2 separate regions of the Homo sapiens genome follow, and region 1 is linked to region 2. Evidence: chromatin loops called from intact Hi-C (ENCODE). Cell type or tissue: breast epithelium. All regions are shown on one strand. Links, peaks and the distances in the headings refer to the core of each region. The heading gives the core; the rest is flanking DNA.

Region 1 (5,896 bases), core at 90-4,089, 980 kb after region 2:
TGGGTCACCTAAGGTCAGGAGTTCGAGGCCAGCCCCGACCAACATGGTGAAACCCCCTCTCTACTAAAAATACAAAAATTAGCTGGGCATGGTGGCAGGCACCTGTAATTCCAGCTACTTGGGAGGCTGAGGCAGGAGAATCGCTTGAACCCAGGAGGCAGAGGTTACAGTGCGCTGAGATCAAGCCACTGCACTCCAGCCTGGGCAAGAGAGTGACACTCCATCTCAAACAAAAAAAAAAAAAAAAAAAGAAAGAAAGATATCAAGGAATCCCACATTCACAGAGGAATGAAACTCAATGTGAGAAACCTCTACAGACTTTTCACTGCTCAGACCTCTCAGCATTCCAGGAAAGCATTTTAGGCTAACCCAGCTAGTTCAGTACATAAAGTAGACCACAGATGGCCAAGCAAAATTTTAACCTGACTTACCCATCACATAATGAACAATAAAAAATAAAAAATTACTAACCTGGTTCTCTTTAACAGGAAGCTCTACAAGAGATTCCATGTACGACAACAAGCAAATATCAAAGACAGTACAATATTTGAGAAACACAACGGTCTAAACTATACCTATTGCCATCTTACTTCCTGAGTCATATCTGATCCCCTGAAGGCATACTGAAAACAACTTGACATCTGGCACACACTCTCATTTTCTGCCATGCCAGGATTCTACCACTCATAAGACTCAGCCCAGGGTTCTACATACGCCAAATGAAAATCAGCAACCACAGAAGATTTGGAATATGGCATTTGACTAACTGCTTCACTTAGTAACTTTTAAGAACTAAATCCAGCTGGGTGCGGTGGCTCACACCTGTAATCCCAGCACTTTGGGAGGCCGAGGCGGGCGGATTCCGAGGTCAGGAGATCGAGACCATCCTGGCTAACACAGTGAAACCCCGTCTCTACTAAAAATACAAAAAATTAGACTGGCGTGGTGGCAGGCCCCTGCAGTCTCAGCTACTCGGGAGGCTGAGGCAGGAGAATGGCGTGAACCTAGGAGGCGGAGCTTGCAGTGAGCCGAGATGGCACCACCGTACTCCAGCCTGGGCGACAGAGCGAGACTCTGTCTCGCGAAAAAAAAGAAAAAAGAACTAAATCTGGCCAGGTGCAGTGGCTCATGCCTGTAATCTCAGCACTTTGGGAGGCCGAGGCGGGCGGATCACGAGGTCCAGAGATGGAGACCATTCTGGCTAACATGGTGAAACCGCATGTCTACTAAAAACACAAAAATTAGCTGGGCATGGTAGCACGCGCCTGTAGTCCCAGCTACTCGGGAGGCCAAGGCAGGAGAATCGCTTGAACCCGGGAGGCAGAGGTTGCAGTGCCGCAGTCACACCACTGCACTCCAGCCTGGGCGACAGAGCAAGACTCCGTCTCAAAAAAAAAAAAAAAAAAAGAACTAAATATAAAAATCTGGCCGTAATAGCCTGTGTTTAATTACTGAATTCGGCCAGGTGCAGTGGCTCATGCCTGTAATCCCAGCACTTTAGGAGGCAGAGGTGGGTGGATCACCTGAGGTCAGGAATTCAACACCAGCCTGGCCAACATGACGAAAGCGTCTTTACCAAAAATACAAAAATTAGCCAGGTGTGGTGGCGCTTGCATGTAGTCCCAGCTACTCAGGAGGCTGAGGCAGAAGAATTGCTTGAACCTTGGAGGCGGAGGCTGCAGTAGCCAAGATCGCACCATTATATTCCAGCCTGGGTGACAGAGTGAGACTCCGTCTCAAAAAAAAAAACCAAAAAACTGAATTCCACAAGGAAGTCACCAGCTTCTGAAAGGCAAGCCTCTTTCTCACTGGACATTAGGCCATCTCTAGCAGGAACCTAAAACATATCAACATATGAAGTATAGGTTCCTTCATGTGTACCCAGGTTCCTAAGAGACCTCTAAGACTATCTGACAGTAATTCAAAGCCAGGGACAGCAACAGGATTTTTTTTTTTTTTTGAGTCAGGGTCTCACCCTATTGCCCAGGCTGGAGTGCAGTGGCACAATCATGGCTCACCACAGTCTGGACCTCCCTGGACTCAGCTGATCTGCCAACCTCAGCATCCCAAGGAACTGGAACCACAGACATACACCACTACACCAGGCTAATTTTTCTATTTTCTGTAGAGACCCGAGTCTCGCCATGTTGCCCAGGATTGTCTCAAACTCCTGGCCTAAAGCCATCCTCCCCCACTCGGCCCCTCAAAGTGCTGGGATTACAGGCATGAGCTACCATACCTGGCCACAACAGGAATTTACAAGCTGAGCGAAGCCCAAGTACACCTTCCAACAAAGCCAAAAAACAAGCTTATAAAAGGATGTAGGACTGGAAAGGGGTGTTACCAAAGGAGGCTTTAGGCAAAGAAAACTTTATTTTTAACCTAGGAAGGAAGGAAGGGCTGAGCAGACTCTAAGAGAATTTGGTTTAAGCACCAAACACTGTGACTCAGGATTTCCTTCTATGAAGAAAATTGCAGGGCCCCAATATCATTAAAGTAAAATCCACTAATTTCAGTATGATCCTCCCTGCCTGATGGAGTCAAATAGCGTTCTCTTTAGAATATACAGTCTCAGCCAGGCATGGTGGTTCATGTCTATAATCCCAGCACTTTGGGAGGCTGAGTCGGGAGTATCACTGTTCAAGCTGTTTAAGGCCAGCCTGGGCAAGATGGTGAGAACCCATCCCTACAAAAAAATAATAATTAGTTGGGCAGCCAGGTGCGGTGGCTTATACCAATAATCCCAGCATTTTGGGAGGCCGAGGTGGGCAGATCACTTGAGCCCAGAGGTTCAAGACCAGCCTGGGCCCATTAGCAGGTATAGTGATGCACACCTGTAGTTCCAGCTACCTAGAGGCTGAGGTGGGAGGATCACTTGAGCCCAGGAGGTCAAGGTTGTAGTAAACCATGATCACACCACTGCACTTTGGCCTGGGCAACAGGGTGAGACCCTGTCTCAAAAAAACAACAATGGGCGCAGTGGCTCACACCTGTAATCCCAGCACTTTGGGAGGCCGAGACGGGCGGATCATCTGAGGTCTGGAGTTCAAGACCAGCCTGACCAACATGGAGAAACCCCATCTCTACTAAGAATACAAATTAGCCAGGCATGGTGGCGCATGCCTATAATCCCAGCTACTCAGGAGGCCGAGGCAGGAGAATCGCTTGAACCCGGGAGGCAGAGGTTGCAGTGAGCCAAGATCGCACCATTGCATTCCAGCCTGGGCAACAAGAGCGAAACTCTGTCTCAGAAAAAAAAAAAAAAAAAAAAAGCCAGGTGTGGTGGCACTTGCCTGTAGTCCCAAGTACTCAAGAGGCTAAGGTAGGAGGATCCCTTGAGCTCAGAAATTCGAGGCTCAGAAACGCCGAGGAAGTGAGGTATGATTGTCCACTGTACCCTAGCCTGGGTCTGGCTTTTTTAAGCCAGACCACATCTCAAAATATGTATATATACAGAAATTTAGCTTGTATTTTAACTGCCTTGGGCTACTCTGTAATTGTTTTCTGTGTGTGGGTCTCATCTCTCCTGACTTCTTACTTGTTCTACCTAAAAAAAGAAAACACATAACCTAACTTAAGAACTCTTTCCGTACTTCAGTAGGCTTGACTTCTGGAAGCATCCACAGATGTCTGAGATAAGCCATAAGATTTTGAGTTTTGCTGCAGCTAGTAATCTGGGCTTCAGAGCAAAGATGCCTTTTTAAATGACCACAAGAATCTGCCCAGAATCAACCAGCCCAGTAGAGGAAGATGAAAATTAAGTGTAGTCCACATCGACTCCCAGTTTGAAACTGGCTCATAAAACTTTTTATAGCTACTTCATCTCTGGGGAGGGATATCCTTTTCTCTTTTAAATAAGAAGTCTTATTTAAAAGTCTCAGTCGGCAAGGTGTGGTGGTTCACACCTGTAATCCCAGCCCTTTAAGAGGCCAAGGAGGGTGGATCATGAGGTCAAGAGTTCGAGACCAGCCTGGGCAACATGGTGAAACCCCATCTCTACTAAAAATACAAAAATTAGCTGGGCGTGATGGCAGATGCATGTAATCCCAGCTACTCGGGAGGCTGAGGCATGAGAATCGCTTGAACCCAGGAGGCAGAGGTTGCAGTGAGCCAAGATCGTGCTACTGCACTCCAGCCTGGGCCACAAAACAAGACTCTGTCTCAAAAAATAATAAATAAAATAAAATAAAATAATAAAAATAAAAATCTTTGTCTTCTAGGATATGCAAATTAAAACCATGAGATACCACTTACAGCCACTAAGATGGCTATAAACCAATAGATAAGTATTGGTAAGGATATGAATAAAGTGGAATTCTCATACACTGCTATTGGAAATGTACACTAGTGCAGCTGTTTTGGAAAACAGACTGGCAGGCAGTCTCTCAAAAGGTTAAACACGGCCGGGCGCGGTGGCTCACGCCTGTAATCCCAGCACTTTGGGAGGCCAAGTCGGGAGTATCATTTTTCAGGTTGTTTAAGACCTGCCTGGGCAAGATGGTGAGACCTCGTCTCTACAAAAAAATTAAAAATTAGTCGGGCAGCCAGGTGCGGTGGCTCTTACCTGTAATCTCAGCACTTTGGGAGGTCGAGGCAGGTGAATGACCTGAGGTCAGGAGTTCGAGACCAGCCTGGCCAACATGGTAAAACCCCGTTTCTACTAAAAATACAAAAATTGACTGGCGCAGTGGCTCTCGCCTGTAATCCCAGCACTTTGGAAGGCAGAGGCAGGTGGATCATGAAGTCAGGAGTTCGAGACCAGCCTGTCTAATATGGTGAAACTCTGTCTCTAGTACAAAATACAAAAATTAGCTGGGCATAGTGGTGCACACCTGTAGTCCCAGCTACTTGGGAGGCCAAGGCAGGATAATTGCTTGAACCCGGGAGGCAGAGGTTGCAGTGAGCCAAGATTGTGCCACTGCACTCCAGCCTGGGCGACAGAGTGAGACTCCGTCTAAAAAAAAAAAAAAAATCCAGGCTTGGTAACGGGTACCTGTAATCCCAGCTACTCAAGAGGCTGAGGAAGGAGAATGGCCTGAACCCGGGAGGCAGTGGTTGCAGTAAGCCAAGATCGCGCCATTGCACCCCAGCGTGAGCAACACGGCGAAACTCCATCTCAAAAAAAAAAAAAAAGGTTAAACACAGTTACTATATGACCCAGTAATTTCATTCCTAAGTATTCAGCAAAGAGAAATGAAAACATAGGCCTACACACAAAAAAAGAAGTGTACACAAATGTTCATAGCATTATTCAAAACAATCAAAAACTGAAGGCCGGGCACGGTGGCTTGTGCCTGTAATCCCAGCACTTTAGGAGGCCAAGGTGGGTGGATCATGAAGTCAGGAGTTCAAGACCAGCCTGGCCAACGTGGTGAAACCCCGTCTCTACTAAAAATACAAAAATTAGCTAGGCGTGGTGGTACATGCCTGTAATCCCAGCTACTCAGGAGGCTGAGGCAGGAGAATCACTTGAACCTGGGAGGCGGAGGTTGCAGTGAGCCGAGATTGCGCCATTGCACTCCAGCCTGAGCAACAAGAATGAAACTCTGTCTCAGAAAAAAAAAAGAAGAAAACAATCCAATGTCCTTCCACTAATGGATAAACAAATAAAATGTTGTATATTCATACCATGGCATATTTTTCTGGCATAAACAGGAATGACAAACTGATACATGCTACAACATGAGTGAACCTTGAAAACATTATGCTAAGTGAAAGAAGCCAGTAACAAGAGACCACACATATTACTCCATTTATATGAAATGTCAAAAACAGGCAAATCTATAGAGATAGAAAGTAGATGAGTGGTTGCCTAGGGTTCAGGGTTAGAGGGTTGGGAGAAAATGATGAGTAACTGCTAATGGGTACAGGTTTTCAGGGGAGAGTGATTAATACA
Region 2 (7,956 bases), core at 1,688-5,687:
CTTCCCCCCCCTTTGAATCAATTATTCAATACACAAACATAATTGCTTGGGCCAGAGGTGCCCGCCATTAGCTTATTTAACTCCAAGGACACTAATTACCCGCAGGGCACGGGAACTTTTCTCATTAATTCTGACAAAACACAAAAGCACAGCCAGAGTGTGTGCGTGTGAGGGGCTGTGTGTGTGTGTGTGTGTGTGTGTGTGTGTCCGCATGCCAGAGTGAGGGCTGTGTGGGGTGGTGAGCCACTGTGTGAGCTCAAGACAAGGGTGGGGGTGGGACGCGTGCGATTGCGGGTGGGTGTGTGCGGGTAGGAGTGTGGGCTCCGTGCCTGTGATTCTGAATGAGTGCGCCAGGCTGGGCGTGACTCTGGGTCTGGGGACAGTGGGCCTGGACTGGGACCCGGCACAGGAATGTGTATGAGATCGCGAGAGTGCTTCTGTGTGTGACTTTGTGAATGTGACTCCGTGGCTACCGTGGCAGGCGCCCCATCCCCTTTCTTTTTTCATTATTGCCCAGCCATTCCCCGCGGCATGCTCAGCCCCACGGGGGAAAGTGCAGATCACAGAGGAGAAATCCGAGAGGATCAGGAGGCGGTGGTGACTCTGGACCCAGGCTGGGCCACAGTGCTCTCCATCCGGTCACCTGTTCAGGCATCAACTGGGCTTTGCTCTCCCCCAGTTATAAACCCCAGGTTCCCACCACCACCACCCACTTTGCCCTCTCACTGCCCCTCTCAATACCGCCCCTACTCTCAACTTTTATCCCAAAACCCTCCCCACCCCACCCTTGTGCCCGGGAACCCCCAACTCCACCCACCCTAGACCTAGTTCTTCACCTCCTGTCTCAAGGCTGTACCGAGGGTGTGCCTGTGGTTGATCAACTTCTCCACATTTTACCTCCCAGGAAATCTATTGAGAGAACCAGTGAGAGAGCCCACAGAGGCAGGACACAGAGGGTAATTGATTCCCCCAAATTAGGTTTCTGCTTTCTAAAGACCGGCATTGTCCCTATTCTCAATGTGCACAGAGGTATTGAAGATTTCCTTTTTGTTTCCTCGGGCAATGAATGAGCTTAATCCATTTGGCTTTATAAATCAGGAAACTAATATTCGCTCCCTCCATAGCAGCTTTTTAAAAAATTTAATTGGTAAGGGAGGTGCAGTTAGTCACCTTTATACTGTCCCCAAGCCCCCACTTATCAAAACACATTCTGATTGAGGGGTAGAGAGAAGGGAGGGAGCTCATCCTGATTCCTCCCACTCTCTTCTATCCTCCCAAACAGACCCACATAGTATCTGGGAAAGTTTGTGAAATGACTGCATGAATTATATTCAATTTGGTGAAGAAAGGAGGACTGTGCAGAGAGATTCTTCAGAATGATCTCCCAAATCAGCTGCTCTCAATTCCCCAGGAGTGACTGCCTAGATGGGTGTTGGCTATTCCATGTGCTAAGGCGTCTTGTCAAAGAGCAAGTAGGGCCTGAAATTCTGCATCCTTCCACCCTCCAAGCCATGTAGCTGGCACGGACTGCACCCACCCAGAGAGGGCACCTTTTGCTACTTCGCACAAAAGCACCATACAGACTAGCGGGGCCCTGCAATTGGGCATCTCTGCTTGGCCAGAGTTCACACTCAGAGAAGCCAGCCTGAGGCATAAGCACCCAGACTCCCTGTTCCCACCATCACTTGCAGCAAGGGCCTGTGTGAGCACTTAAAAGACCAGCCTCCTGGTTTTCATAGAGAGAAAGAGAAATTTCAGAGAGTGTAAACATCATGGAGTGATCAGGGATAATGAAGCAGATGCCCCGCCCTATCTCTGCATTTATATGGGTCCCCAACTCCTGGTGAAAGACACTGAACTCAGTCCACAGCTGGGTGAATTTCCCTATCAGAAAACAGATTGTCTGAGTAAGTTAAAAATAAAATACAGCCAAATGCTGTTTACAAGAAATACTCCCAAAACAAGGTGACAAAGAGACTGAAAATAGAGCAATGGGCAAAGGTATACCAAGAAAATGCAAGCAGAGAGGGAGTAGAAACAGCAATATTAATGTCAAACAAAGCCAACTTCAAAGCTAAAGTTGAAGGGACAGATCTATCATGAGGACTGAGATCTTCAGCAGGGGCCTGCTGGCAGAGAGACAATGAGGTTCCTGAGAGGAGATCCTCATGGGTGGACTAGACTGAGAAGCAAGACCAGGAGTTTAGAGGAAGAACAGTTCCAAGTATGGTGCAAGGTGGGGCCTAACTCACCCCTGACCATCACTCTGAGAAGAAGAGGGCAGTGGTGCAAATGAGAAACTGGGTCACTAGAAGCCCTGCAGCCTGGCTATGGGAGCCCCCTCTGAAACAGCTGGTCATTAGAAGCTGAGGTGTCACCTTGCTGGGCCAAGAGGAAAAGAGCAGCTGGGATTAGCAACTTGGTGGCATTAACAGCAGCTCGGGCAAGATGGCAAGAGCATCAGGCAGCAGCTCTAATTATACAGACGGCGTCTCTTCTCATAATCCATCAACCCCCATCTCCCAACCCTGGGACTGCTAGAGAGAAAATGTCTATCCAGAACTCAAAATCTAGTGGTGTCCAGAGGGCACTTGGGTCACATGAGTAAGCATTCCTAGGTCTCACAACTATTTGGAGAGGAAGATCCTGGAGAGGAGAATTGGAACATCAGAATTTGGGGCTAATTACTGTAAAATTGTGGGATCTGGTATTTGGCATTTTTATGCCTTTATGTTCCAACCTGTCTTAGCTGCATGACTGGCATGAAGGGAAAGGCTGTGTGAGAAAGAATGGACCAGAACAATAATAGGGGAGCTGTCCCTGGTGCAACCGCCAGCTTTTCCCAATGGCGGTGGAGGTCAGTATATCAGTATGTTACACTAAACATGAAGAGAGTGAATTTCCCTATCAAAAAACAGATTGTCTGAGTAAGTTAAAAATAAAATACAGCCAAATGCTGTTTACAAGAAATACTCCCAAAACAAGGTGACAAAGAGACTGAAAATAAAGCAATGGGCAAAGATACACCAAGAAAATGCAAGCAGAGAGGGAGTAGAAACAGCAATATTAATGTCAAACAAAGCCAACTTCAAAGCTAAAAGCATAAACTGCTTGAAAATTAAGAAACATCCCATTAAATTAGTACTGGATCAAAATAAGATCAAAACAGAAATTACCAATCTAGTAATGAAAATAGAAAACACAGCATATCATACAGAACTTACGGAACACAGCTGTACTCAGAGGAAGAAATATAGCCTCATATGCTTGAAATATTTTTTAAAAAGACTGGAAGAAAATGAACTAGATATTCAATCTAAGAAATTAGAAAAGAATAAACTGAACCAAAAAAGTGGAAGAAAATTAATGAAGTCAGAAAACAATGAAATAGAAAATAAACAAGTAATAGAAAAGGTAATTAAAAGGGAAAATTAGAACCAACACTTGGTTATTTGAAAAGACTAACAAAATGGAAAAAAAACTTCCACGAAAACCTAGTTAAGAAAATAAAGCACAAATATATGATATTAGATATAAGAAAAGAGATATATCACAGGTACAGAGAAGGTTAAAAAATTATAACAATAATATGAGTAAGCCTATGAAAATAAATGTGAAAACCTGGAAGAAATGGATGACTTCGAGCAAAGTAGAAAATTATCAAAACTGAGCATAGAAGATGTTGAAATCCCAAATAGGCCAATAAACAGAATACATTTAAAAAGATATTAAAACTATGCCATTAAAATATCACAAGGCACCATATGCTCCAACAATTCTACTTCTGGAAATAAACCAAAAGTATTGAAAGCAGGTTCTTTAAGAGATATTTTTACATCCATGTCCATAGCAGCATTATTCACAATAATCAAAAGGTGGAAGCAACCCAAGTGTTCCCCAATGGGTGAATAGATAAACAAAATGTGGTAGATACATACAGAGGAATATTATTCAGCCTTTCAAAGGAAGGAATTTCTGACACATGCTACAACATGGATGAACCTTGAGGATGCTATACCAAGTGAAATAAGCCAGTCACAAAAAGACAAATATTGCTTGACTTCATTTATATGATGTACCTAGAGTAGTCAAATTCATAGGGACAAAAAGTAGAATGGTGGTTGGCAGGGGTTCAGGGGAGGGGAGAATGGGGAATTTAATGGGTATAGCATTTTCAGATTTGCAAGATAAAGAGTTCTGGAGATTGGTTACCCAACAACGTGAATGTGCTTAACACTGCTAAACTGTGCACTTAACAATGGTAAGGATGGTGAATTTTATGTTATGTGTATTTTATCACAATTAAAATAAAACCCCACAAGGCACAGATTACATTAAAATGAGTTTTGTATAACCTGAAAAACAGATGATTTTAATGTTATTTAAACTATTCCAGACAAAAGAAAAATTTGGAAAGCTTCCTAGTTTGTTTTATGAGCCAGCATTTTCTTAATCCCAAACCTTATAAAGATTGAATTTTAAAAGAAAAAAAATTCACAGAACAGCTTGAATAAGAGTGCAAAAGCTGAAATAAGATATTAGCTATCTTGACATGAAAAAAAAGTATCAAAAGAATAAAACACCATGACAAAGGAGGGTTTATTTTAACACCACAAACATGATTCAGCATAAGGAACTCTATCAGTATGAGTCACTACATCAACAAATAAAGGAACAAAATATGAGTATAGTAATATATGTCCAAAATCATTTGATAAAATTTAGCATATATTACTAACAAAATATTAAGCAAAATAGAAATAGAAGAAAACTACTTCAATTTGTTAAGACTGTTTACCAAAACCCAAAAGAAAATAAATAAATGTGACATTCTGAAACTATTTCCATAAATTGGAACTAAGACAGAATATCCATTATCATTATTATTCAACATTTTTTGAGACTTTAACTCAATAAGACAAGAAAATGAACTGCTTAAAATAAACAGCTGTTTTTTGAAAGGACAAAAATATGTTTATTTACAAATTATGCGATTATATAACCAAAAATCCAACAAAATTTAGTGTGAAAGTTACTAGAATTATTAGATAATTGAGAAGGTAGTTAAATACAAGATAAATAGATAGAAAGCTGTAGTTTTTTTCTAAATGCAATGATGTGTTAGAAATGGCAATGAAATAGAACATTTGCAATAGTGACAAAGCAAATATTTAGGAATAATTTAAAAACAACAATCATCACAAAGATAAGGGTCTTCTTTAAAGGAACTCATGAAAGCATATTGAAGGACATATAACAAGATCTGGATATATAGAAAGACAACCATATTTCTAAAAAAGAAGATATTATCATAAAAGTAAATCCTTTCAAAATTAATATATCAATTTAGTGCAATTTCTATTAGAATCCCAAATTAAAAATTTTTAGAACTGAAAAAAATTTAACTTGAAGTGCAATTAAAAAGTAAATATATGTGGCTAGTTAACAAAACATGTGAAAAGAAAGACTAATTGGATACAACTTGCATTACTAGATAATAAAGCATACTACAAAACTACCATAATCAAATAGTGTGGTGTAAGTCAGGAAGGGAGAAATAGATCACAGGAACAAAGAGACAATAAACAGTTTCAAGTACAGAAAGGAATTTAATATATGATAAATGTTGCATTTTAATTCATCAGAGAAAAATTAATAAGTGGTAGTGCCATCTGAATAGACATTTCTGCACAGGAGATATACAAATAAACCAATAGAATCTGAAAAGATGCTCAGCATCATTGGTCATTGGGAAAATGCACATCAAAACCACAGTGAGATACCAATTCACACCCACTAGGAAGCTGGAATGAAAAACTTTAGATAACGAATGTTGGCAAGAACGTGAAGAAATTGGAACCCTCAAACACTGATGGCGGAAATGTAAAATGGTGCAACCACTTTGGAAAACAGCCTGGCAGCTCCTCAAAAAGTTAAACAGAGTCACCCATAACCAGAAATTCTGCTCCTAGGTGTACACCCAAGAGAGCTGAAAACATAGGTCCACACAATAATTTGTATACTGATATTTATATCAGCATTATTCATTACAGCCAAATGGTGGGAAAAAAACCAAATGTTCGTGAACTGACAAATGGATATTATTCAGCCATAAAAAGGAATAAAGTACTGATACATGCCATAGGATGGATGAACCTTGAAAACATAATGCTAAGTGAAAGAAGCCATTCACAAAAGACTGTATTGTATGAATTCATTTATATTGAATGTCAGAATGGGCAAGTCTGTAGAGACAGAAAGTAGATGAGTCGGTGCTAGGGGCTGGGGATAGTAGGGCTGTGATAGCTAAGGTGTGCAGAGTTTCTTTTTGAGGTTATAAAAATGTTCTAAAATTGTGGAGATTTGCAAATCTGTGAATATATTAAAATGCATTGAATTGTACACTTTAAATGGTGAATTGTATGGTATGTGAATTACATCTCAGTAAAGGTGTTTCAATAAACGGTGCTGCCATAACTGGTTATTCATCTGGAAGAAACAAATAGGATCCTTACCTCCCCTAAACATAAAAATTGTGTTCCAAGTGGCTTAATATTTTAAAATAAGAATAAAACATTGAAAATATTGGAAGACATTTTATTAGAAAAATTTAATAGATTTGGATAACAACATGAATAAATTTGTTGCGGCTAACAAAGGAAAAGATAAATATACTAAATCTGATTTTCAGAACTTCTATGGCAAAAGATAGCATAAACAAAAGAAAAATACAAATGATTTCTTAGGAAAATATTTGCAAAATATGCTGTATATACAAAGAATTTCTATAAATTGTAAATAAAAGACAAAAGCCTAAAAGAAACATGGAAAAAGAGAATGAACAGGCCATTCAGAGAGGAAATATCTAAATGGTCAATAAAATGATTACCCTCATTATTCATTGGGAAAATGCAAACTAAAGCAAAATAAGTTTTCATTATTTAAATTCATTAGATTGGCAAGCAATTTTTAAAAAGTGAAATGTCCAGATCTGCTAAAATTTTGAGAAAATATGTACTCTCCTTTGCTACTGAGCAAGTAATCTGGCACGATCTATTACTTTTGGGGCAGGTAATCTGGCACTATTTATTAAACAAGTACATGCCTTTTGACTTATAAATCCTCTTTCTGGGACTCCATCCTATAAGGGGAAATCACCTATATATAAGGATCCTAATTTCGGCATTGTTTGTGGTGGCAGAAAACTGGAAACCATACGAATATCAGTGCCAATCAATGATTGAATTAATTGTCCTACAACTCTGCTGTAGAATATTATGCAACTGTTAAAAATGAGTTAGAGCAACTGACTTGCAAAGGACATCTGTGATGTTCTGTTTAGTGGGAAAAGTAGATTGCAGAGTATCAAGTAATATTATCCCATTCAAAAGAAAGCCTCTTTCTGTTAAGATGCACATGAAGGAAAGATGTGAAAGCCTGCACTTGTTCAGGCTGTCAACACTGGTGACCTTAGCGAGTAGGAATGGAAGGTAAGAGTGAAGGAAAAAGTATACACTGAGCCAGGCATGGTGGCTCACACTTGTAATCCCGGTGACTCGAGAGGCTTAGGAGGGAGGATCGCTTAAGCCCAGGAATTAGAGGCTGTAGTAAGCCAAGATCCCATGATCATACCACTGCACCCCAGCCTGGGCAACAGAGTGAGACCTTGACTCAAACAAAAAAGTATACACCTATCTTTTCATTATTTATAATGTATGAGTAATTTATACTTTTTTCAATTTAGAAATTAAATGGGAGTTGTTTTTGACACACCCTCCAATCAGTCACTGCTATTGCCCTAGTCCAAGTCGCCATGATCTCTTGCATACTGCCGCAAGAGCTCCTTACTGGCCCCCACCCAAAGTCCACCCTGGGCCTCAATGATACAGCCTCTATTACTCCATGCGCAGCCAGGAGATATTTTTAAAATGCAAATCAGATCTCGTCAACCAACCC

What was found. Peaks named below come from ENCODE experiments on the same cell type or tissue, not always from the same donor. Only the 100,000 strongest peaks of a DNase experiment are listed, where the experiment ranks them.
Region 1: it touches region 2 in a loop (31-fold over the local background); 1 of 110 quality-filtered maps calls a loop at or near these places.

Annotation. Positions count from the first base shown.
Region 1 is chr11:9,250,908-9,256,803 of GRCh38, forward strand. All of the region lies in intron 1 of DENND5A (DENN domain containing 5A), which reads right to left. Among named protein-coding and RNA genes, the nearest start is that of DENND5A, 11 kb to the right of the region's middle. RefSeq lists an enhancer at 1,358-2,057. In breast epithelium, for the core only: no CTCF peak of the experiment used is centred there; no DNase peak of the experiment used is centred there; H3K27ac peaks cover 310 bases.
Region 2 is chr11:8,268,867-8,276,822 of GRCh38, forward strand. No RefSeq gene overlaps it. Among named protein-coding and RNA genes, the nearest start is that of LMO1, 9.0 kb to the left of the region's middle. RefSeq lists a silencer at 4,543-4,743. In breast epithelium, for the core only: no CTCF peak of the experiment used is centred there; no DNase peak of the experiment used is centred there; H3K27me3 peaks cover 200 bases.